Regions from separate parts of the Mus musculus genome. Here all the other regions are linked to region 2. The links are chromatin loops, found by intact Hi-C in ENCODE. Cell type or tissue: left cerebral cortex. All regions are shown on one strand.

Region 1 (8,000 bases), 290 kb after region 2:
CTCCTGCCTATCTGATTTCTCTAACATAATGAAATGGACCGTACTCCTGGACTATGAGCTAAAATAAGCCCTTTGTCCCCTAAATTACTTTTGTCTAGATATTTTGTCATATGAACAGGAAAATACTAAGACAAACACTAGTGTATTTCATGTTCAGAATAAGTGTCCTCCTAAGAGGGGACTAGAATCAGTCATTCTAGATCATCCTTTGTATAGAGGAGCGGTGATGAAAGTGGACCAGGATTATGCAGCAAACTATGGTAGGAATCAGATCCATTCCGTGGCTAATGGCTGTCCTGGCGGGGGTGGATTGAGAGTAGGTGATCTTCCACTCCCCACACGACAGTGGGTGCTTGCTGTCTTTTATCCTCCTGAAGCTTTGCTCGTGGCAGCGACAGACAGTGTGGAGAAAAGAGGATGTCTCAGATTGTAAACCGTTCTCTAGAGAAACCAGCTGTTTGAAAGACAAAAAATAACCAATCCTGGGGGAACAGAGGGTGTCCCAGGCTAGGGAACTGATACACCTGCCTCTGCCTCCCTAGTGTTGGGATCAAATATGTACCACCATGCCTGGCTTACAGGTACACTGATACCCCCTACATCGTGATCGTACAGTGTCAGCGGCTCTACCTTCACCTTATATTCCTAGCCTTTCCCTTTAATTAAAAAAAAATCCTTTATATTTTGTGTATGGAGGTCAGAGGACAACTTTGAGCTGGCTCTCTCCTTCTACCTCGTGGAGCCAAAGGGCCAACCTCAGGTCATCAGGTTTGGCAGCAGGGTCCTTTATCCACCGAGCCATCTTTATTCTGCTTTCGCTCTCAGATCCTTTCTGCTTCCTAATGTGAGTTAATCCTGCCAGCAGGCCTGTTTCTCAGGCATCTGCCCCAGACTAGTCTGTTGGAGACACTACTTTGGGCTAACCACTCTGCCAACCCCCTTTCCTGCCCTCTGGTCTCCACCCTCCACCTCCTCTTCTGTACAAATCCAAGCCCCCCTTAATCACACAGTCTTGTTTTCATTGCATTCCAGCCAAGTCTGAGAGTCAATCCCCAAACAGGGCAGTTTGGCAGAAGACAGAGAAGCCGGAATTTCTCCAAGATGCTAGCAGAGAAAGTTACATTCCCTACTTCTGCTTGGATCCCTCCAATAACAGGCATCTCTCACACAGATCTTTTGAGGTCTCACAGTTTTGTTCAGCTAGACTGTGTACTCTGGGTTGGGTGGTGGGTTCCTTTCTTCTTCCTCTCAGCCCCCACTTCTGGAGGCCTCACTAGCTAGTATGTTATCTTTCCCACCACTCCTTTTGAGGAGACCTCAACTAAATCTGAAGTTGATTCAGAAGGTTGGAAAGACGGCTCAGTAGTTAAGAAGGATTAATGCTCTTACAGAGGACTTGAGCTTTGCCCCTCCCAGCTCCCATATTAGGCAGATTATGACCACTTATATCCCTGGGTCCAGGGGAATCTGATGCCCTCTTCTGGCCTCTATGGGCACCTCCATAAACATGGTATATATAAACTCATACCAACACATACATGTACACATTAATATAAGCAAATATATATTTAAATATATTTAAAATTTAAAAAGACTGATAATGACTCCCTCTAGCCTTAAATATCCCATTTTCACTCAAGGTAGCAGGGTCTCGATGCAATGGCAGGAGACCCAGCCTCCCAACCTCTGACCTTTCATTCTAATCCTACCAGGCAGGAGTAGAACCTGATTCTGGTGCTTAGCTCCTCCCACCCCACCCCCCACCCCCAAGTCAAGCCATCACAATCTTCTATTCTTGAGTTCCCCCTCCCAATAACTAACTGCACAGGCTACCTAGTGGTTCTGGCTCAGATGGGGTAAAACTGGAGGCAGGGTAAAAGGATTCTACTGGGTGAGTGACTGATGGGGTGGCCACACCTGCCCACAGGGTAACAGCTACTGGTAGGAATGATACCAAGATGGGGCTACAGGAGAGACCACAAACAAGTCAGTAGGTCTGGGGCAGACAAAGCCAATCTGAGGATGAGTTACAATTGAGAGGAGTCGCATGTTTGGCTGGGCACAAGATGACACTATGGGTGTGTATATGTATCTGTCTGTCTCTGTCTCTCCTGTGTGTGTGTGTGTGTGTGTGTGTGTGTGTGTGTGTGTGTGTGTGTGTGTGTGTACCTAGGCTTGGCCCCTGTCCCCCAGGCCCCTCCTCTGGCAGGCTGCAGGGAGGCCACTAGCCTGGGGGAAGGGCACAAGTGCTGGAAGAGGGAAAAGCCTCCCGGGAATGTGTGTGGCTCCATCACATCCTGGGGATCCTATAGGGACCAGCACTCCACACCTAGACTTTTGTAGGCTGTGCGGGAAACCCAGCTAAAGAGGTGGAGGCTTCTCAGTGGAGGACAGAGCTTCTTTGGCCAGGCATAGGCAGCCATCAGCCTGAGGCAGCAGGCTTCCTCCAGGCGCTGCACATCTGGCCTGGCTGCTGTGAGCACACAGACAAAAGGACCAGCCAGAGGGGAGGCCTAAGGGGAGGGGCTGCACAGGTCACCACTCCCATTACCACCAACCAGCTGTTAATTAAAGTGTGTCTCCCCCTGGTAGGGAGGCTCCTTGCTTCAGAGTTCTGTGGCATAGATGACCATCTGAGGGGAAGTAGCAGCCCCAGCTCCACTCTCACAGGCAGACACACAAACAAACACAATCACACTCTATAGGGCAACCCACACTTGAATAGCAGGAAGGCCTGGTTCACTAAACCCAAACACACACAACTACATACCTCCACACCTATGTATACAGAAACACATATTTCCACATGGACACCCAGACAGCCCATAAACCCAGACAAACAGGCCTATGTGCACAGTTACACAGTCCAAGACAAGCCACAAGCCTAGCAGCCTATACACGCTCATTTAACACAGAAAGTTAACACACACACATGCACAAGTTTACACATTCATAGCAGGGGGAACTAAGAAATTCTACAAACTCAGACACATATGCATGCAGGCATTTCCACTAATAACACTCCTGAGAAACGCAAATATTCAGAGACAGACACACTTGGCATTTACATGCACGAGAGGCATTTTTCTTACCCTCACTTAGGCAAACACTCAACACACCTCAACAGTCTGCCCACACAGTCGCTCCCAGATGCTGAAAGCCATAAGGTCATACAATCCGCAGAAGCACAACCATTTGGATACGTGGCTGACCTCGACCCCCGCCCCAAACCTGAGCCAACCCAAACAGGCAGTCTGTATCTGCAACACTTAGGGACATTCGGCACCAACACAGCACTCGCACAACGGGATCCGTCCAGCACATCTTGTCCCCGAGACACACAAAGTCACTTATAATCACTGCATTCCGGTGACTGCGCCGCCCAACTGGGTCCCCAGATCGCCAGTACCTGCGTGCCTGGAGCCTTCGGTCCGCTGTAGACGCACAGACTCACCGCCCGGCGCACAGGAAGGGAGGGAGCAAGCGCCCGGTGGCGTGGCCGGGGGAGGGGGCGCGGGAAGGCACTCACTTCCTGAGCAGCCTGCCAGGGTTATTAAAAAAAAAGAAAAACCAAAAAAAAAAACCCAAACCCCGCCCGCCGCTGCTGCTGCTTCCGCCGCCGCCGCCGCCCAGGGCCTCAGGCTGGACCCAAGCCAAGGACCCCGGAGCCCGGATTACCCCGCCTCGCGAAGGGCGCCCGTGTGGGTGGAGATGCTGAGGAGGAATTTGGGATGGGAGTTGGAGAAGGTTGGGGGGGGGGGTACGGGAGAGGGGAGGCTGGGGGCGGAGATAGAAGAAGGCAGGGGGTGTGAAGGGACAGAGGTGGAGAGTGGGGGAGGAGTGGACGCACACAGTAGGGGGATGGGGGGGAGGACGGAAAGGAGGGGTTAGGCGGGAAATTGTGAGGGAGGAAAGTTTGAATAGAAAGAGGTGGAGGAGATGGGGGTCCTGGAGAAAGGGGCAAAATTGAGTTGGGGGCTAGCGAGGGGGTTGAGACAAGGGGAGAGCCCAGTGCCTTGCCTCCGTTAGCCGAGTCAACAACAGCTGTTATTTATTGAGGGCTGGTCCTTGCTCAAGCAAACATTTATTGGGCGCCTCTCCGTGTGCCAGGCATGGTGCCCGAGGCTGAGTGAATAAATCTGAGTTGGGTCCCAGCCTTCACAAAGCTCCGGTCCGGGGGCTTTGATCTGCTTTGGCTCTGCTTTTGAGTTCACTTGCTTTAACTCTCTAGCAGTGAAGAGGACCTAGTCAGTTCCATTTTACAGATGTGAAAACTAAGTCCAGCCAGGGGGGCGTCATGATCATCTTTGGGACACAGTGTTTAAATCTACGAGGAGTTTGTACATGCAGGAGATGACCAGTGCAGTGGAGCAAAGCTGGGATTCCAACCAGCTTCAATCCAGGCCTGATTGTGGGAGTGTTCTACACCATTACCCCTGGTCTCAGAATTCCAAGATTGGCCCCCACAGTGGGCTTTGGCCTTGGCCTTGACCGACTCTGATTCTAGGTTTTCTTATCCTTAGAAATGGGGTAATGACAGCCTTTGTAGGGAGCAGGGGAGGAAGAGGGGTGGTTGTGGGAGGGAGCAGGAGAGTTTCAACCACAAACATTCCCTCTGTTCTGAGTTCAGCTAGGGATACAGGTAGTTCTCTGTCTCTACGTTGAACTTAGTCTTGAACTTGGAAATGGCATGTTAAGGGCTCATGCACTGTACGAAAAATTCCTATGGTGCCCGAACCCTCCTGCCCGGACCCAACTTCTCTGGACACCCTGCCAGACCAGAGGGGCTGTTAACTTTTACATACTGCAATCCCTAGAACCCATACCCACCCCTGGCCTCCACTAACCGAACTGCCCCTTGGGCCCCTTGGCCTGAGGCACCTGCCTTTGCTTTCTCAGGTTGTACTTCTGCTGTGGCTCCAGCCACCTGTCCCCAGTCTAGGGATGGCTTCCACACTCACCGTGAGAAGATTTTCAGGACCATTTGGAGCTGGGTGGCTTCAAACTAGATTCCAGGTCCTGCTACTTACCAGCTTTGAAACCTCATTCCTCAATTAATAAGTAAATCTTAGTGTCCCCCCCATCCCACCCCCTTCTACCTTAGTCCCAGAGGGTTTGGAGGGAGTGGGGAGAGAGCCTCCTTTTCCTGCCAGTGTTGGACTCAGCCCTTGGAGGGTGGTAAGAGCGACATGATGCTTTGTCCTCGGTGAGCTCCCTTGGGACTTTTGGTTTCATATATTTTAACTTATTTATATTTTGTGTACATATGTGCATGTGTTGGGGGGCTGCGCGTAGAGGACAGAGATTGATGGATTTCTGTTCAGACAATCTGAAATGACATTTGTTGTGGTTAGTTGTGTGTGTGTGATGCTTTTTTATTAGGGCTGAGGAAATACACACAGAGAAAGACACACAGAGAAAAAGACCCCCAGGAAACGAGAGCGGGGTGGGGGATGGGAAAAGCCAAACCCTGAGCCCAGGTTCGTGTGTTTATGAGGCAAGTGCTTTATCCACGGAACCATCTTCCTGGTCTTTCAATTTGATTTATTCTTCTTTTAAAGATATTTATTTTTATTTCACAGGTATGAGGTTTTGCCTGCTTTTATGGCTGCTCATCACGTGTACACAGTGCCTGAGAGGCCAGACGAGGGCACCAGGAACTGGAGTTACAGAAGGTTGTGAGCTGCCATATGGGTGCTGGGGACCCCATGTCCTCTGGAAGAGCAACCAGTGTTCTTAGTTACTGTGCTATCTTTCAAACCCTATCTCTTTATTTTTTAGTAGTTAGGACTCTCTGTGTTGCATATGTTGGCTGGGAAGTTCTGTGCTCAACCATTCCTCGTTCCTCATACTCCTGAGCACCTGAGACAAGAGTTACAGAGCATAGAGCCTGAACCGGGACTTAACACCAGTGCTGATGTAGTCAATAGGAGAAGGAGGCCTCTTCCAAGCCTGAGAACAGCCGGTGAAGGAGACGGTGCCCCCGGGGCCATCATTAGTTGAGCTCTGAGCAGGCTTTTCCTGATTCATTCACCCCATCTTTATTGATCACTAATTGATGCCAGGTGTCCTCCCTAGTATTGTGAAGACAAGACCAGGAGCAAGTGTCCATTCCACTGAAGATATATTCTGTGGGAACTAAAAGGGGTGGGGCAGGGGAAAGAGGGGGGAGGGAGGGTAGGCCAGAGTTCCTCCTATGCTCTGGGCAGGTGGACGGACGTGGGAGGGCTGCCGGACGCTTTCCATACGGCCCTGAGTGGGCATCTAAGCCACTGACCCCACTCAGTGGGGGGGGGGGGGTTGGAGGACAAGGGACAGCCCCTGAAATCAGGGGTTCCCCTGGGGTGACACACTGTACCCCTGGGTTATGGGAGAGAAGGCTGAGGGAGAGAGGTTCCCACACCTGCGGCGAGAGTCTGCGCAGCCTTGATGAGCAGAGACAGTCTATGATTTTAGAGCTTTATTGTAGAAAGGCAGGGGGAAAGAGAAAAGGTAGAAAGAGAGAGAGAGAGAGAGAGAGAGAGAGAGAGAGAGAGAGAGAGAGAGAGACCAGCCATGGCCAAGAGGAGAGAAGGGGGAAAGGAGAGAGAGAAGAAAGGCTAGAGAGTAAGAAAGAGAGAGTGAGAGGGAGCAAGAGAGTAAGAGCAGGAGAGGAGAGAGTGAGGAGGGGCCAAGCAGCCCCTCTTATAGTGGGCTGCTTTATCTTACTGTTGCTAGGTAATTGGGGAGGAGCTTAACTTGAAGGTCAGAAGCCTGGGACATTGTCTATGTGACTACTAGCCATGCTTCTCCTATTGGGGCTGTGGGGGCTGAGGGGGCGGTAACTTCGACAGGAGCCAGAGTTCCAGGAGACATGAGAGAACTCCTTCTGTCCCATGTAGGTGAATTATCACCACCGGGTTCTGGGGTTCAACATCTAGCCTCACCTGGAAACCAGGCTGTCTGTGTATAGCCCAATGCCCCACAATATTCTGCCTCAGGGCCTTTGAACTTGCTCTTCCCATTGCCTTCCATTCTTGTTCCAATAGAGTACTGAGTCTATATCAAGTTTATTTTGTCTTTCCAGTCTCAACTCAAACGTCATCCTCTGCAAGCCTGTCCTGACCTCACACTTCAGTGTCACACCCTCCCACATCCCTTTTCCCATTTCCTGGTTTATTTTACTTTTGCCAGAAGTCACTATCTAATCTACTTTAGCAATTGCTTGTTTGTTTTTATTGATAATCCATCTTGTCCACCAAAAGATCAGCTTCATGAGGGAATGAATTTTTTTTGTCTTCCATTTATTTATTTTCAAATATAAATTTGGGAAGATTATAATAAAATTACACTATTTCTCCCTTTCCTTACCTTCTTCCAACATCTTCCATGTACCCCCTACCCAGGTCTTTTAATTCATGGCCTTTTTTTCCTCTTTTATTTTCTGAGGATAAGTAAAGAATATGTGTGCATGTGTGTGTATAGATGTATATATGATTATATTAATAATTCAACCTCCTTTAGGTATGTGTTCAGGGCTAACAGTTTGGTGTTGGATAACCAGTGGGTGTGCTCTTCCCTGGGGAAGACCATTTCTCCCATTCTCGGCATTCCTCAGTTGCCTGTAGTTCTTTGTCTGCGTTTGAGGCCCCTGAGATTTCCCTCTTCTGTGTTATCCCCTGTTCAGGTCCTGTTTAGGCAGCCATGCCTGTGAGATTTTTGTGGATGTAACTTTGACATCACTAGGAGACACAGTCTTAGAGCAAACTCCCTGAAGTTCTGGCTTTTACTAATTTTTTGCCCCCTCTTCCAAAGTGTTCTCTGAGCCTTTGGTGTGGGCGTGTTTTGTAGATCTCTCCACTGGGACTGGGCTCTCCAACGGCATTTGGATCCTTTGTGATTTTCTGTAATATTCTCTGTCTGTTTCAAAGAGAAGTTTCCTTGATGAGGGGCAAGAACTACCCTTATGTGTATGTGGAGGGGAGGGTAGTTTTTCTCATCTTTGTGGTTCACACACATAT
Region 2 (8,000 bases):
GTATAACTCTAGCTAAGTCTCAGTGTCACGATAGTTGAACACCTGTCTCTCTGGAATGTCTCTAGGACAGGCAAACACCAGCACCAAAAGAGGCAAAGCTGTAACTATGCATGAGGAGTTCAGTGAGCAGGACTCCTCAGATGACATTTGAAGGCTAAGAAAATGAGGGTCTAGAACTGGGGATTTGCCTGGCATACACAAGGACATGAATTTGATCTGGAGCAGCACCCAAAAAGCAACAAATCCTGGGCTGGAGATGTAGTTCACTAGGTAGAATACTTGTCTAGCACCCACGAAGCCCTTGGTTACTGACTAGTGGTGAATGCCCATCACTCAAGAGGTAGAAGCAGGCAGATCAGGAGTTCAAAATCATCTTCAGCTACATAAGATTTGAAGCCAGTCTGGAATACATAAGAGCCTATCTCAGAAAAGTAGGTTGGAGAGATGGCTCAGTAGTTGAGAGCACTTAACTATTCTTACAAAGGACTCAAGTTCAGTTCCCAGCACCCACACTGGACAGAAAGCTCAAAATCACTTGTAATTCCAGTTCCAGGGGATCCAACAGTCTTCTGACCCGGAGGACACTAGGTCTACATACATACTCAGATACGTTCACATATAATAAAAAACAAAATTTTAAAGTAAAGAAGGGGCTGAAGAGTTGAGTAATTGTTACTCTTCCAGAGAACCCAAGTTTGGTTGCCAGCACTCACACAGTGGCTCACAACTTCCTATAACTCCAGTTCCCGTGTATTCAATGCCCTCTTCTGCCACACACGTGGAGTGCATACGTAAATGCAGGCAAACACTCATGTGCATAAAATAACTTTTTTAAGGAAGGGAGGAATAAAGAAGAGAAAAGAAAGAAAGCTAGATGTGGTGGTACACTGTAAGCCTTCCTTCCACTCAGAAGGCTGAGATAGGAAGACAGATCAGGCTGGGCTACAAGCAAGGCTAAGTTGTATACTGAAAAACTATTTCCGAAAGAGGAAGAGCAGGTAGAGAAGGAATGAAATCACATGTAATGGGTTAGTTAAGATCAAGCATTAAATCTAGAACTTTAATCCCAGGACTCAGAAGCAGAAGCTGGAGAATACCAGTGGGTTCTCAGACAACCAGAGGTACCTAGAGAGACCCTGTCTCAAAAACCAGAAGCAGGATAGGATAGGGACGGGGACGTAGTTTCAGGCACTGCAGTGTTGTAACACGCATAAGGACCTGTGCTCAATCCTCAATGCCTAGCATCCCCATATACATGCAAAAATGGACAAAAAGGGAATGATGAGAGGGTGGGACTTTGAGTACCCACATGAAAAGCCTTGGGGGAGCAAAAAGTGGCTCACATTGATTTTCTACCGTATACTCTCCCTGAGTAGCCCCTGTAGAATTCTGCACCATGGATTATTGGTGGCAATTTACAGTGCAATTCAGTCCATTGCCTATGTGAAACACCTTTCAGATTAGGTTCTCTCCACCTTCTAGGGACCCCTTGTTTGTAGTGACCAGTCAAGCCCTTGATTGTGTAGCTTTACATCGAGCAGACCCAACCCATCTTCTTGCTAACCAACCCTCTGCTTCAAACAACTAAAAACCCAGCCACTCTTTCCAGCTTTTCAAATTCTGCATGGCGATCTGAGTGCCAGACATTACTAGCTCTTCAGCACCCATCAGCATGACTAACACATTACCCTCTCCACTGCTGGGAGAACCCCTTTCTACTCTCTGAGCTCCCTCCTCTAACCCTTCCCCTGTCCAACCTAAGGCTCTGAAGTTTTCCTCCCCACCCCAAGCAGCTGTTTCCTGTCCCCTCACACTGGCTACAAGGGCAGGACAGCAGGTCACCATGGAGGACAGCCAGTGCCTCTCAGGACTTGTTTTTAGGAAATTGCCAGGGAAAAACTGAGCTTCAGAAAAAACCTGGACCGGGGCTCAGGGGTCTGAAACTGCCTTTTGCGCAGCTGCAGTGTGATCCTGTGCAGTCTGCCCCTTCCTCCAGAAACCTGGTCACATCCGAATCCAAAGCAACAGGACCGAGAAAGCAGCCCCAGGTCATTTTTAAGACTGAAGCATCCAGGCACAAAGACTGGACTGAGACATAGGGCAGAGATTACTAGAGTGGTAAACAGCAATAAGGGTTGCTGTTTGCTTTTAATTTGGATGGTTTGGGGCTGTGTGTGGGTATTTGCCCATGGATGCCAAAAGCTGTAGCTCCCCTGGAGCTGGAGTCACAGGTGTGAGTTGACTAAGACAGCTGGAATCAAATGACAAGGGTCGTACTCAACCGTAAGCACTGAGTCATCTTTCCAGCCCATTAGTTTTGTTTTCTTTGGTTTTGTTTTGAGACAAGGTCTCAGGAAGCCTAGGCTGGCCTCCAACTCCTTCCATAGTTGACAGTGAACTCAACTCCCCTCCCTCCAACCCTTGAGTGCTGAGATGATCACGTGTGCTTTACCACACCTGGCTTGTGCAGTGCTGGAGATGGAGCACAAGGCTTTCATGCACACTAAACAAATACTGTAATAAGAGAGCTACTGCCACAGCCTCAGTTTCCCTCTTTTACATATGGATCAGCTTCGTTTTGTTCTGTTTTGTGTTTGAGAAAAATTCTCCCTATGTTATCTAGACCAGGCTGGCCTTGAACTCAAAGAACTTGTTCTGCCTCTCCCTGCTGAGTGCTGCCCTGTTTGCTTTTTGTTTTATTTTATGTATTTAAGACAGGGTCTCACTATGGAGAGCTAGCTGGCCTGAAATTTGCTAATCAGGATGGCCTCTAAAAAGAGATTCCCCTGTCTCTGCTTCTGGAATGCTAGGATTTCAGGTATGTACCACTACGCCCAAATGAATGCTTTTTTTTTTTTTTTTTTTTTTTTGCCCTCAGCCCCACTGACAGAAGCTAGGTGAGTTTTAAGCTACACCACTAACCCCTTTTTAATTTTTTTTTTTTACATTTTATTTATTTTATGTAGGAGGTGGAAGGGTGGGTGGGTGCAAGGATGCCATGGGGTGAGAGTGGAGGGCAGAGGGCAGCTCTATAGAGTCAGTTCTCTCCTTACACGAGTAAATCCCAGGGATGCAACAAGGATGTCATTCCCTGATCAAGTACCTTTACTGGCCAATCCATCTCACTGACCCCTTTACTCAATTGTTTAAACAGGCGTTGAACTCACTCTGCAGCTCTCAGGCAGGCCTTCAACTTTCTTTTCTTTTTTTTTTTTTTTTCTTCGAGACAGCGTTTCTCTTTATAGCCCTGGCTGTCCTGGAACTCACTTTGTAGACCAGGCTGCCCTCGAACTCAGAAATCTGCCTGCCTCTGCCTGTGCTGGGATTAAAGGCATGCGCCACCACGCCCGGCGCCTTCAACTTTTAATCATCCTACCTGGACCTCTCAGGTAACTAGGATAATAGGCGCTTTTGGAAAGATTCCCTTTTGCTCCCCTAGAAACTGCAGGGAACCCAGGCCACATATCACCCTCCCAGCTCACAGCTGTCAGTTCCAGCCTTGGGAGTAAGGAGTGTGGTGGGGCAAGCCAACATTAGACTGCTACACAAGCCAATGCCTCCCGGAGTAGGGCGTGTAGCTGCCCTCATATCTCCCACACTGCCTGGCTATCAAAGTTAAATCCGGATCCCCTGCCTGAGACCCCCTCATTAGGCTGTCAGAGCTGAAGCCACACGCCCCCACACCCAGCCCTGGGACTATTTCGGGACACAGAGCTGCGATCAGTCTAGAGAGCTGTGATCAGGAGAGCTGTCATCAGGAAACCTGAAGGACAGGACACAGAGCATGCATACCCGAGGTCCTGAAGAAGTTATGTCTTACTGATAAGGCTCTAGGTGGGAGCCCTTCATGTTGGGATAGGATTCTCAAACGCAGGATGGGGGAAAGAGCTAGATGATGGCAGGACAAGGGGTCCTTGAATCATCACACACACACACACACACACACACCTCCCCAAACATACAGAACCAAGTCCGCTTAGAAAAGACAGGGCAGTTTCCTACAGGAAAAACCGCTGGGCGGTTCCATCCGCTGCTATTGTCAGTAGGTCCGGGGAGTGGGGGACATCCGTTCCTCCCTCCAACACCGTTTCCGTACCATCCGCCCACTCCACCCCACTGCAAGAAACCCATTCCCAGGTCTTCAAGCCAACTCTGGGGAAGGGTCCCCTAAGGCATCTAGGAGACTAAAATGCGCACAAGTTCCTCTGGTTAGGTCCTGGATGGCCATGTGGTGGCGATCTGCCTAATAATCTAGGGTCCCCCCTCTCCGGTCGGCTTTAAACCACCTGAGGCTCCCAATGTCCAAATGGTCACCATTACAGGACACGGCGCCCACCCCGTTGCAACGCACAGAACCCATAGAAGGGGGCTAAAAGCATCACACCCCTCCCGGACACTTGGGTCCACTGTTCCCCTCCAGGACTCGCGTGGTTGACTTTACCTGAATGAGAAGCCCCGGCAGCGCCCGCACCGCACCCGAGCCCGCCCCCTCGAAGCTCCGCACGGGTTATCAAGGCTTTCACCCCTAACTGACGGCTTTTTCAGCCAACCAGAGCACGAATCTAACCGAACTATCCAATTGTAAGACAGAGTGAGCCATCTGGGCGGGGGCAGGGTGGGGACCCGCCTGAGGGCGGGCCTACAGTAGAATCTGAGAAGATCAGAGCAGGGCAGTGGGATGCTGCTCAGCCAGCTACCTCTAAATCCTGCCTGGTTCAGGAGTAAGAAAAGAGGTTTCATTCACAGGACAGTAGGGAGCTACAGGAAAAATCTAAGCAAACTATTCTAATGGGATTTATATAACGAGTTTAATTCCTACTGTCTTGTTGAAGTCGTAAGAGCCTGGATCTTGTCCACCGCAGGAACTTTGCATATATTGTGCCACTTTAAGAAATATTATCTGGGGGCTGGTGAGATGGCTCAGTGGGTAAGAGCACCCGACTGCTCTTCCGAAGGTCCGGAGTTCAAATCCCAGCAACCACATGGTGGCTCACAACCATCTGTAACAAGATCTGATGCCCTCTTCTGGAGTGTCTGAAGACAGCTACAGTGTACTTACATATAATAAATAAATAAATCTTTAAAAAAAAAAAAAAAAAAAAAGAAATATTATCTATATGTGATACTTTCCTATATTTCTAAGTGTTCAATCTATGTGCCCCTGAAATCTATGTGCCACAAGAAAACAAAACAAAAAACAAACAGAATCCTTAGCACAGCCTTTCCCTAGTCATTATCATTGCCATAGCAATGGTTTATTAACTAAATAGCAATTTTCATTAGTAGAAAGGCAAGGTTACTATCATCACCCCTACTAGACATTTTAGGATCAGGAAACTTTTTATCCACTGCCTCAGGCATACACTAGTTACTTAATAAATGTCTGCTCTACTGGAGATATCTAACTCAATGGTACAGAACTTGTCTAGCGCACCTATCACAATAGATAGGTAGGAAGACAGACAGACAGAGACAGATAGACAGATGAAAATAATGTAAATATAATAGACACATACAGGTGTACTTATAAACATACTGAGATTATAGATCAAAAAATTGTCACAGAAATAAATTAAAATTACATTTGTGAAGGTCAGTGAGATGACTTAGCATGTAAAGGTTCTTGCTGCCAAACTTGACGATCTGTGTTTCATCCCTAGGACCATGTAATGCAAAGAAAGACCCAACTCCTACAAGTTGTCTTCAGATCTCCATAGTGTGCTATATACATCAACCTATGCACATACATACCATATATCAATAAAACTTTTTAGCTGGGCAGTGGTGGTGCACACCTTTAATCCCAGCACTTGGGAGGCAGAGACAGGCAGATTTCTGAGTTTGAGACCAGCCTGGACCACAGAGTGAGTTCCAGGACAGCCAGTGCTATACAGAGAAACCCTGTCTAGAAGAAAGAAAAAAAAAAAGTTTTAAAAGTACATTTAACAACAACAACAACAGAAAAAGCAGAGGCAGGTGGATTTCTGAGTTCCAGGACAGCCTGAGCTATACAGAGAAACTCTGTCTAGAAGAAAGAAAAAAAAAAAAGTTTTAAAAGTACATTTAACAACAACAACAAAAAAAGCAGAGGCAGGTGGATTTCTGAGTTCGAGGCCAGCCTGGTCTACAGAGTGAGTTCCAGGACAACCAGGGCTACACAGAGAAACCCTGTCTCGAAAAAAAAAAAAAAAAAAAAGTACATTTAAACATTTAACTTTAACCCATTTGGAGTTATGATCTGATCAAAAGCTACTACAATTTGCTTGTTTGTTTTTTCCTCCTAACATAACTAGCTGATTTTGTGTCAGGCAAGGGAATCACTGAGATCTCTGCGCCTTGTTCAAGCCAAGGTTCTGTGAAGGAGTAATGAGTACTCTGAAAAAGAGATGCAAGACCCTCATCTGTACTGAATGGAGAATTTAGGGTTTAGGGGAAACGTTGTGGAAGGCAGCTTTCAAGGTGACACTTAAAAGGAGGATACTCCAGGCAAAGATAAGAAGTATAAAACTCCCTCACTGGGACCTTGAACTAGATATGTCAGCAAGAAATAAGTTGGCGGGATACCAGGGAGGTTTGTTTGTTCCCAGTTTTGGGCAAGGGGTTGGGTTTTTAGTTTGTTTTAGTTTTTGTGGGAACTAAAAGGGGTAGGTGAAGCGGGGAAGGGAGGATAGCCCACGTCCGGCCAGAGTTCCTCCTTTGCTCTGGGCAGGCAGACGCGGGAGGACTGCCAGACGCTTTCCACTGGGCCCCAGATGGGCATCTAAGCCACTGACCCCACTCTACGGGTGGTAGACAAGGGGCAGCCCCGACCAGGGCCCCAGGACAACACCCTGTAGCCCCGGGGTTATGGGAGAGAGGGCTGAGAGAGAGAGGTTCCCACACAGGCAAGAGTCTGCACAGCCTTGATGAACAGAGACAGTCCATGGTTTTAGAGCTTTATTGTAGAAAGGCAGGGGGAAAGAGAGAAGGTAGAAAGAGAGAGAGAGAGACTGGCCATGGCCAAGAGGAGAGAAGGGGAAAGGGAGAGAGAGAAGAAAGGCTAGAGAGGAAGAGGGAGAGAGAGAGAGGAGAGCATGAGGAGAGAGGAGAGGAGAGGGGAGGGGAGGGGAAAGGGGAGGGAGGGGAGGGGAGGGGGAAGGGGAGGGGAGGGCAGAGTAAGGGGAGGGGAGGGGGGAGTAAGGGGAGGGGAGTGAGGAGGGGAGGGGCGAGTAAGGGGAGGGGAGGGGAGAGTAAGGGGAGTAAGGGGAGTAAGAGCAAGAGAGTGAGGTGGAGCCAAGCAGCCCCTCTTATGGTCATTACTGTTTCTAGGTAACTGGGGAGGAGTTTAGCCTGAAGGTCAGAAGCTTGGGACCTTGCCTACGTGACTTCTAGCCATGCTTCTCTTGTGGGGGCTGAGGGGGGCGGTAACTTTGATAGGAGCCGGGGTTCCAGGAGACATGAGAGAACTCCTTCTGTCCCATGAAGGTGAATTATCACCACCGGTCCCGGGGTTCAGCTCGACTGGAGACCAGCCTGTCTGTGCATAGCCCATTGCCGCACACGTTTTGTCCATGTTCTGCTTTCCTGGGTTTTTGCTTTGTTTTGTACTTTGACTTTGTTGAAGTCACAGATGACCTTGAACTTCTGCTCCTTCAGCCTTCACCTCCCAAACAATGTGTATTTGGCTTTTTGAAACAAGATCTCACCACAGTTTGACAGGTTAAAGCCAGCCTTGCCATCTGAGTCTGTGATGGTGCAAGCCTGTAATCCCAGCCTTTGGGAAGAGGTTGGAAGAAGGGATCATGAGTTCAAAGGCAGCCTGAGCTGGGAGAGTCTTCTTTCCCAGTCTCTCTCATTGTTTCAATTACAGTAGCTGTAACCATGCTACAGTCAGATACTACATTAATACATTCCTATAGCGTGTGTGTGTGTGTGTGTGTGTGTGTGTAGTGTTTTCTATTAATACTGTGAGGTGATAGTCCATTGGGGAGAGTGTCAGGTCTTTTGCCTGCCTTTAAGGG
Region 3 (8,000 bases), 50 kb after region 2:
TTGGCTTACAGGTTACAGTCCACCAAGAGAAGCCAAGGCTGGAACTCAAGACAGGAATCTGAAAGCAGGAACTGAAGCAGAGACCACAGAGGAACACTGCATAGTAGCTTGTAGTCTCCCCTCCCCCAGCCTGAAACCTGCTTGCTCAGGGGTGGAGCTTCCTGCTCATTCGTTCTGCCATGCCCACTGCTGGAACCTGCCGCTTTGCTGTTCGGAGCCACACACGTGCTCACCTTTCTACTGGATCCGAGATTATTCGGTGGGAATCGGGTCCCCTCCCCCTTCCTTCATAACTAGTGTCTCAACAATAAAATTTGAGCTTTGATCAGAATGAATTTGTCTTAGCTCAGTTTCTTCTTTCGCCCCGGCTAGATTCCTCTCTTACAGCTGGAGTAGCCATATCAATCGAACAGAGTTCATGTTGGGAGCTGCTGGCTGCCGCAACAGTAGCTTGTTTCTAGGCTCATGTACAACTATGTTTCTTACAGTCAAGGCCTACCTGCTTAGGGATAGTACTGACTGAAATAGGTTAGGTTCTCCTATTTCAATTATTAGCAGTCAAGAAAATGTCCATAGACATGTCCATAGGCTAATCTGGTGGAGATAATTCCTCAACTGTAGTTTAGTTTTCTTGAATATGTAAAGCCAATAACCAAGATTAGCTGAGGAATGCAGGAGGATGAGGGACAGAATGAGGTAGTCAAGGGTGACAAGTGGAAAAAAGTCAGGATTCCCCAAACCCAGAATAGAAACAAGTATTATTTAACTACCATGTGGACTCTGCAGTTATGTTATTCTTCACTCAACAGATGCTCAGTACAAGAGTACAGAAACATTGTGCACACAGTCCCCTGCCCTCTTGGTACTGATAATTCTGTTAGTGACTACAAAAGTTTAAGTGAGGGCTGGTTGTGTGTGTGACTCAGTCACTAAGCACTTGCATATAGGCTCTAGGTTTGGTCCTAGTCACTAGAAAGAGAAAACAAAAAGTAACTAGATCAAGAAAGTGATGCATATTTTGTGTTCCTAACATTCTGAAAGACAGCAATACATTTGCAACGTATGCCACAGCTTTCCTTAGATATCAGACACTTTGCTACACACACAAAAATTAACTACAGGTCTTAAACGCATTTGTATACCAAAATACCATTTTGTATATTTAAAAAGAACACAAAGTAAAAATAAACTTTCTCTCTGTGTCTCTGTGTCTGTCTGTCTTCAGAGTTTATGTAGTTCTGGAACTGACTATAAAGACCAGGATGGCCTTGAGGTCACAGAGACATGCCTGCATCATCTTCTGAAAGGGTCTCATGTAGCTCCTGCTAGCCTAGAGATTGCCATACACTATATATGCACACACACACAAACTTGTGGTTCTGTTTATAGAATCCAGGATTTTGTTCTTGTTAAGCAAACACTCTTTTTATCTATCTCTTTAATTGGCATATTGGGCTAACTAGGCTAGCCTTACTTGTGATGGTTTGTATATTCTTGTGCCAGGGAGTGGCACCATTTGGAGGTGTGACCTGGTTGGAGTAGGTGTGCCTCTGTGGGTGTGAGTTTAAGATCCTCATCCTAGTTGCCTAGGAGTCAGTCTTCCACTAGCAGCCTTTGGATGAAGACATAGAACTCTCAGCTCCTCCTGCACCATGCCTGCCTGAATGCTGCCATGCTCCCACCTTGATGATAATGGACTGAACCTCTGAACTTGTAAGCCAGCCCCAATTAAATGTTGTTTTTATAAGACTTGCCTTGGTCATGGTGTCTGTTCACAGCAGCAAAACCCTAACTAAGACCTTGTTCAGCTGCCAGAGGCTGGGTTTTCCCCCGACTCCAGTTACAGCACCAGTTTCCAATGTAACATTTCCCTCTTACCCTGCATCATTCCCTATATAGAATTTATCACCCTATTGCTTCAACATATGCTTTAGCTTGGTATAGAGACACACATCTTTGACCTCAGCACTACTGAGGCAGAGTCACACAGATTTCTGTGAGTTCAAGACTAATCTTGACTCAATAGTGAGTTCTAGGACTGGCAAGACTACACAGAGAGACCCTGTCTCCAAAAATAAAAACTTAAGAAAAAAAGGATGAACCCGGGCGTGGTGGTGCACGCCTTCAATCCCAGCACTCAGGAGGCAGAGGATTTCTGAGTTCCAGGACAGCCTGGTCTACAGTGTGAGTTCCAGGACAGCCAGGGCTACACAGAAAAACCCTGTCTCAAAAAACCAAAAACCAAAACAAACCAAAACCAAACCAAAACAAAGCAAAAAAAGAAAGAAAGAAAGAAAGAAAGAGAGAGAGAGAGAGAGAGAGAGAGAGAGAGAGAGAGAGAGAAAGAAAAGAAAAAGAAACATGAATACAGGACCCTAAGGTTTCAGATCCCCTGAAACTGTGGTTACAGATGGTTGTAAGCCACCATGTTGGTACTGAGAATCAAACCTGGGTCTTCTATAAGAACAGAATGTGATCTTAGTGGATGAGTTATCTCTCTAGCCTCTTATTTTTGTTTGTTTTAGTAAGGGCCTCAAACTCCATATGTGGCAGGAGATGACCTTGGACTCAACTCTCCTAATGGCATATGCCACCACACCCAGTTTATGTGCATACTAAGAACTCTCATTTGAGCCCCATTTTCAGCCCCAAAGCAGCTTCTAAACACCTGTTATAGTGCCAGTAATAACTTTTCCCCCACTTCAGTGCTAGGGATTGAAATCAAGCCTTTGCATTCTAATTAATTTAGCTTCCAGCTTGAGAGATTTCTCAGTGGTTAAGATCATTGGCTGCTCTTACAGAAGACCCAGGTTTGATTCCCAGTGCCCACATGGTGGATCACAACTGTCTATTACTCCAGTTAAGGATCCAACATCATCTCTGACCTCTATGGGCACTGCAAACACATAGTGCACAACATGCAAACATAACACACATACACATAAATAAAATTAAGCTGCATTGCTGTTCCTTACTATTCTCCCAATCTCTTAATATCTGTTAAACAAAGACTTCATGGCCCAAATGAGCCACATAATCTCAGGAATACACAAGCAGAGAAAGAAAATGAAATCAGAGAGGTAAATTTTTAAAAAAAGATTTTATTTATTTATTTTATATATGTGACGAGTACACTGTATCTGTCTTCAGACAAACCAGAAGAGGGCATCAGATCCCATTACAGATGGTTGTGAGCCACCATGTGCTTGGAATTGAACTCAGGACCTCTGGAAGAGCAGTCAGTCTCTTAACCACTGAGCCATCTCTCCAGCCCCCGAGAGGTAACTTCCAAGTTACCAGTGTACAAGAGAATCATAAGTTCAAAGTTGGCTAGCACGAGGTGGCGTGTTTAGCGGCGCAGAGCCAGGTGGATCTCTCAGTGTTAAATATCAGGTTCTAGGCAGGGAGACCCTGTGCTCCAAATAAAACAGAACAAGAAAAAAAGAAGTTAGTTCAAAGTAAATATGTATTGTTATCATTCCTTCTAGGCTCCCAGTTACCTGGCAATAGCTAGGTATGACTAACTCACTAGAAAAGGGGCTGTTTGCCCCCCTCCTCTCTTATCCTACACTCTGCCCCTTCTCCCTGGCCGGCCTCTCCTCTTCTCTCTCCACCCCCCTCCTTGCCACTCTCTCTCCCTTTCTCTATCTCTACTCCCTCTTCAATATGAAGCTAGTCAGGGTAACTTGAGGCCTCGTCTCAACAAACAAACAAACAAACAAACAAACAAGCAAACAAACAAAATCAAGCTGGGTGGTGGTGGCCAATGCCTCTAATCCCAGCACTTGGGAGGCAGAGACAGGCAGCTCTCTGTGTTCAAGGCCAGCCTGGTCTATACAGGGCAAGTTCCAGATGGCCAGGGCTACATGGTGCGACCCTGTCACAAAAAAAAAAAAAAAAAAAAAAAAAAAAAACAATAAAGAAAAAAGAAAATCAGACAGGTATAGTCTGATCCATATCACCAATTCCAGTCTAGCTAGGGTTTCATAGTGAAAAACCTGTCTTAAAAAAAGAAAAGAAAAAATATGAGTAATGGTGAAAGCAGAAAACAAGAGAACTTTTTGAGAAGAGGAACAAATAAAAAAGCCTAGGATCCCCATTTGTTTTGGAGGTACTGACATAAGCTTTGTATTTAAACAAAGAACTGGGGAACTGCAACCCAGAGAAGGCACCCCCAATCAACGAACATACGCCCGGAAATGGTCATTTATGGGGCTAGAATAAGAGGTCGGAGGAGACCCACTGATCTATGATGTCATCAGGACGTTAAAGTCCGTAACGTCACCTAGAGGTAGCTCAATTTCCCTTCCCCTACAGGTTCGCTGGAAGGCCCAGTCTGAGTTCAGTCTCTCATTGGTTACGCACTCTGTCAATCCACTTCATTGTTCAAGTGTTCCGTCCCGCCTTCCCCCATCTGCTTTTGATAGGCTGCTGAATCTGTCATTTCAAAAAGGTCCGCATTCCTTCCGCCTTTCTCCGGGAGACCGAGGGCTAGAAGGGTGGATCCCAGGAGGCTCCTACCCCCCGAGCTCGGTTTCTCAGCCTGATTGGCTTGTCCAGGTGCCTGTCACTACCGCTTTCACCGTTGACTGGCCTTTAGACCGCCGCTCTACGCGGCGCCGGTTCCGCCCCCGACGGGTGTTTGTGGTGGGGCTGCGGAGTCGCCGATCCCGCCGGAAGCGCCAGGACAATGGGGACCCGGGACGACGAGTACGATTACCTATTCAAAGGTGCGCCTTGTGGGGTACAGACAGGCGAGGTGGCGGTAGCGACTGGAGGGCCGAAGCCGTGCTACAGGAACAGAGAGCTCAGGGTGGAGGCCCGGACTTCAACGGGGCCTATCCGGGCTGGGAGTCGGAGGAAGCCGGGGCAAGTGGAGTTCGCTAGGCTTCGGGCCCTAGTACGCAGTGGTGAGGAAAGGGAGGCTCGGCGAGGCCTACGGACCCCGGATGCGCCGGGGCGGGGCCGGGGCCTTGGGGGGGTGGGGCCCGAGGTGGTAGGAGAGGCCGTTGGGGCGGGGCGTCCCGAGGGGCGGGGCTTTCCTGGGTTTGGCGGGCGGACTGCGTTGAAAGCAGGATTGTAGCTGGTGTTAAGGCGAAGGAGAAGGTTGTGGGCGTGCCCACAAAGCCTGATTGGTGTGAGCCTTCTAGGACTGACTGACACACCCGGGGCCTACCTTGGAGTGGAGCCTGGATCATGTGCAGGAACCCTATATTATGGTGCTTTGGAATTGGGTAGATTGGGGCCTGTCTGTCGACTAGTTCAAACTCTTGATATTCATGGAGAAGTGATTCAGTTGGTAGCATTCCTAGCAGCAGCATGCTCAAAGCCCTGGATTTTATCACTAACACCGCCTTGGTGATGGTGCAGGCCTGTAGTCGCAACACTTGGGAGGCAGAGGTAGGAAGATCAAAAGTGCAGAGGCCAGGCTGGATTACTGGAACCCTTTCTCAAAGGAAAAAAAGAAAAACCACACATGGACAACGTTAAATGCAGTACCTGTACTATTCTGAAACTTTTTAATAATGGTCCCTTTTACTCCTCCTTATTAGTTTATACAGCCCATATTATCCAGGAAACAGGCCAGTAGTGGTGCACACCTGCAATCCCAGTACTCAGAGTTGGAGGTAGGAGGATGTACTGGCTAGTTTTGTGTCAACTTGACACAGCTGGAGTTACCACAGAGAAAGGAGCTTCAGTTGAGGAAATGCCTCCATAAGATCCAACCGTAAGACATTTTCTCAATTAGTGATCAAGGAGGAAAGGCCCCTTGTAAGTAGGACCATCTCTGGGCTGGCAGCCTTGGGTTTTATCAGAGAGCAGGCTGAGCAAGCCAGGGGAAAGCAAGCCAGTAAAGAACATCCCTCCATGGCCTCTGCACCAGCTCCTGCTTTCTGACCTGCTTGAGTTCCAGTCCTGACTTCCTTGGGTGATGAACAGCAGTATGGAAGTGTAAGCCGAACAAACTCTTTCCTCCCCAGCTTGCTTCTTGGTCATGATGTTTGTGCAGGAATAGAAACCCTGACTTAAGACAGGATTTCTTTGCAGTTCAGAGCCAATCTGGGATGGTGAGGTAGCGTAGGTATTTGTGTACACTGCCAGGCCTGATGACCTGAGTTCAATCTTGGGACCTTCATGGTGGAAGAGAGTCTGCAAATTGTCTTCTGCCCGTCACAGGTACTCCACATCACATATAGAGATAAACTGAAAAAAAATCGTGTAATTTAGCAGAGTGTGGTGTCACACACCTTTAATCCCAGCTTCAGGAAGCAGAGACAGACAGAGCTCCATGAGTTCAAGGCAAGCCTGGTCTACATAAACGGGTGAGGTGGGAGTGGCAAGTCAACAGAATGAGATTTTTCTTGTATTTTTTTTTTTTTTTTCGAGACAGGGTTTCTCTGTGTAGTCCTGGCACTCACTTTGTAGACCAGGCTGGCCTCGAACTCACAGATCCGCCTGCCTCTGCCTCCCAAGTGCTGGGATTAAAGGCATGTGCCACCACGCCCGGCTTCTTTTAAATTTTTTAAAAGCTAACTTAGGTTACACATCCATAGTATGTCTTTAAAAAAAAAAGTGGGGGGGGCGGGGGGGGGAAACAAGTTCAGAAAGGCAGGTTCCTAAGGGTGGAGCAAGGTTGAGCCCAAGACAGATCTTACCACTTAGAGGTTAAGTTTAGGGGCAAAGATTGAAGCTTAGATATGGAAAAGACAGTTGTTATACCTCCTTCCTTCAACACATATGTATCCAATTACAGGAAGAGCTTTCCTACTTAGTGAGCCTCTGTCCGTGTCATTGGGGTTCCTCATTTTCTGATGAGCATATTTAGGGATCTCTGGCATTGTGACACCTTCTATGCCAAACTGAGCTTTTGGGTCCTCTAACCATTCATGCTGGACTCCCTGATTGATAGTGAATGATTTTGAGAGCTAACTCCTGGATCCTCAGGGGACATACCTTTGCCCTTCTGGGAGTGTGTCCTGGTCCTCAAAGCTAGCCTTGGCATCTTGGGACTGTGGAGGTACTGGGGTATCCTTGGGGCAAAAGGCTCCTGAGATGGAGCCAGACAGATTTCTGCAAAGATATGATTACCACACAGCACCATGGGCTGGGAGTGGGCTCTATCCAGATGTGAGACCAATTAGCAGGTGTTAGATTCCGGGTATCACTTTAGAGGCAGAGTACGTTTTGGAAAGGTTTTGGAGACCAGAGATTTGAAAGGCTCTCTGGTGATGGGTGGGACAGATTCAAATCCTGCTCTGTTAGGGGCCTGTCCCCACTCAGACCACCCAGAGGAAGCTTCTAGGCAGGGCAGGGGATCTGTTCTCTTCCAGTCAGCACATCCAGGCATCTGTGATCATTCCCTGCTTGTTTTCGGCTTTTTACTGTTATAAATAGCCTGGCATTGAATGTGTGCCCTAGTCCTCTCTTTGCCCTGTGGGCTAGTTCCTTGATGTGCGTTCCCAGAAGAGCAGTTACTAGGTCAGGGGCAATGGAACTCCTTTGCCATTACTGGTACTTGTCTCCAGAACTCACTTCCTGGAAGCACCAATCAGCTCCTGCAGCAGCTGGCAGTGGGGGAGTGGCCGCCTGCCCCGACTGCCCTCCCCCACTGGCCTCCTTTCCTGGTCTGGCAGGTACCTTCTTCAGTAAGTCACAGTAGCTGCCTAACCCCCAAGGTTAGCATTCTGTCTGTGCTTACCCTAGGTGTCCTCTCCATTCCTTCCATCTCATCTGAGGATTAACATTTGTCCTTTCCATTCAGACTTTAAACCATTAAATTAGAAAAAGGAGTGCTAGGAAACGAAAAGGGAAGAGAGCTAGCAGCAGACAGGCCACTATCTTCACTTGCCTGTATATGGCAAATCCCTCAGAATGTGAATACACTGCACCTGCCAGTCCCTTTTGAGACTCACAGCCTTCAGAGGCTCAGGCTTAGGGCAGGTCAGCCATTATAACAATGGTGGTGACCTGGTCAGCCTTGGAGAGTCATCTTATATTCA

The links. Peaks named below come from ENCODE experiments on the same cell type or tissue, not always from the same donor. Only the 100,000 strongest peaks of a DNase experiment are listed, where the experiment ranks them.
Region 1: a loop joins it to region 2, with 2.9 times the contacts of the local background. A loop is called at or near these places in 5 of 42 quality-filtered maps.
Region 3: a loop joins it to region 2, with 2.6 times the contacts of the local background. A loop is called at or near these places in 2 of 42 quality-filtered maps.

The regions. Positions count from the first base shown.
Region 1 is chr17:33,519,668-33,527,667 of GRCm38, reverse strand. It overlaps Adamts10 (a disintegrin-like and metallopeptidase (reprolysin type) with thrombospondin type 1 motif, 10), which reads right to left and starts at 3,583. Exons shown (of 25, transcript NM_172619.4): 1 at 3,410-3,583. In left cerebral cortex, a CTCF peak has its summit at 3,446; DNase peaks (open chromatin) are centred at 2,883, 3,450 and 4,199; H3K4me3 peaks cover 1,804 bases; H3K27ac peaks cover 730 bases.
Region 2 is chr17:33,807,007-33,815,006 of GRCm38, reverse strand. Kank3 (KN motif and ankyrin repeat domains 3) reads right to left here and starts at 4,484. Exons shown (of 11, transcript NM_030697.3): 1 at 4,442-4,484. In left cerebral cortex, a CTCF peak has its summit at 4,944; DNase peaks (open chromatin) are centred at 3,713, 4,070 and 4,549; H3K4me3 peaks cover 2,084 bases; H3K27ac peaks cover 2,624 bases.
Region 3 is chr17:33,756,953-33,764,952 of GRCm38, reverse strand. Rab11b (RAB11B, member RAS oncogene family) reads left to right here and starts at 4,467. Exons shown (of 5, transcript NM_008997.3): 1 at 4,467-4,730. The coding sequence starts at 4,691. Gm17251 (a long non-coding RNA gene) reads right to left here and starts at 5,095. Exons shown (of 2, transcript XR_003952408.1): 1 at 4,366-5,095; 2 at 3,086-3,411. In left cerebral cortex, CTCF peaks have their summits at 3,166 (motif pointing right) and 4,309; DNase peaks (open chromatin) are centred at 4,441, 5,045 and 7,500; H3K4me3 peaks cover 1,780 bases; H3K27ac peaks cover 1,374 bases.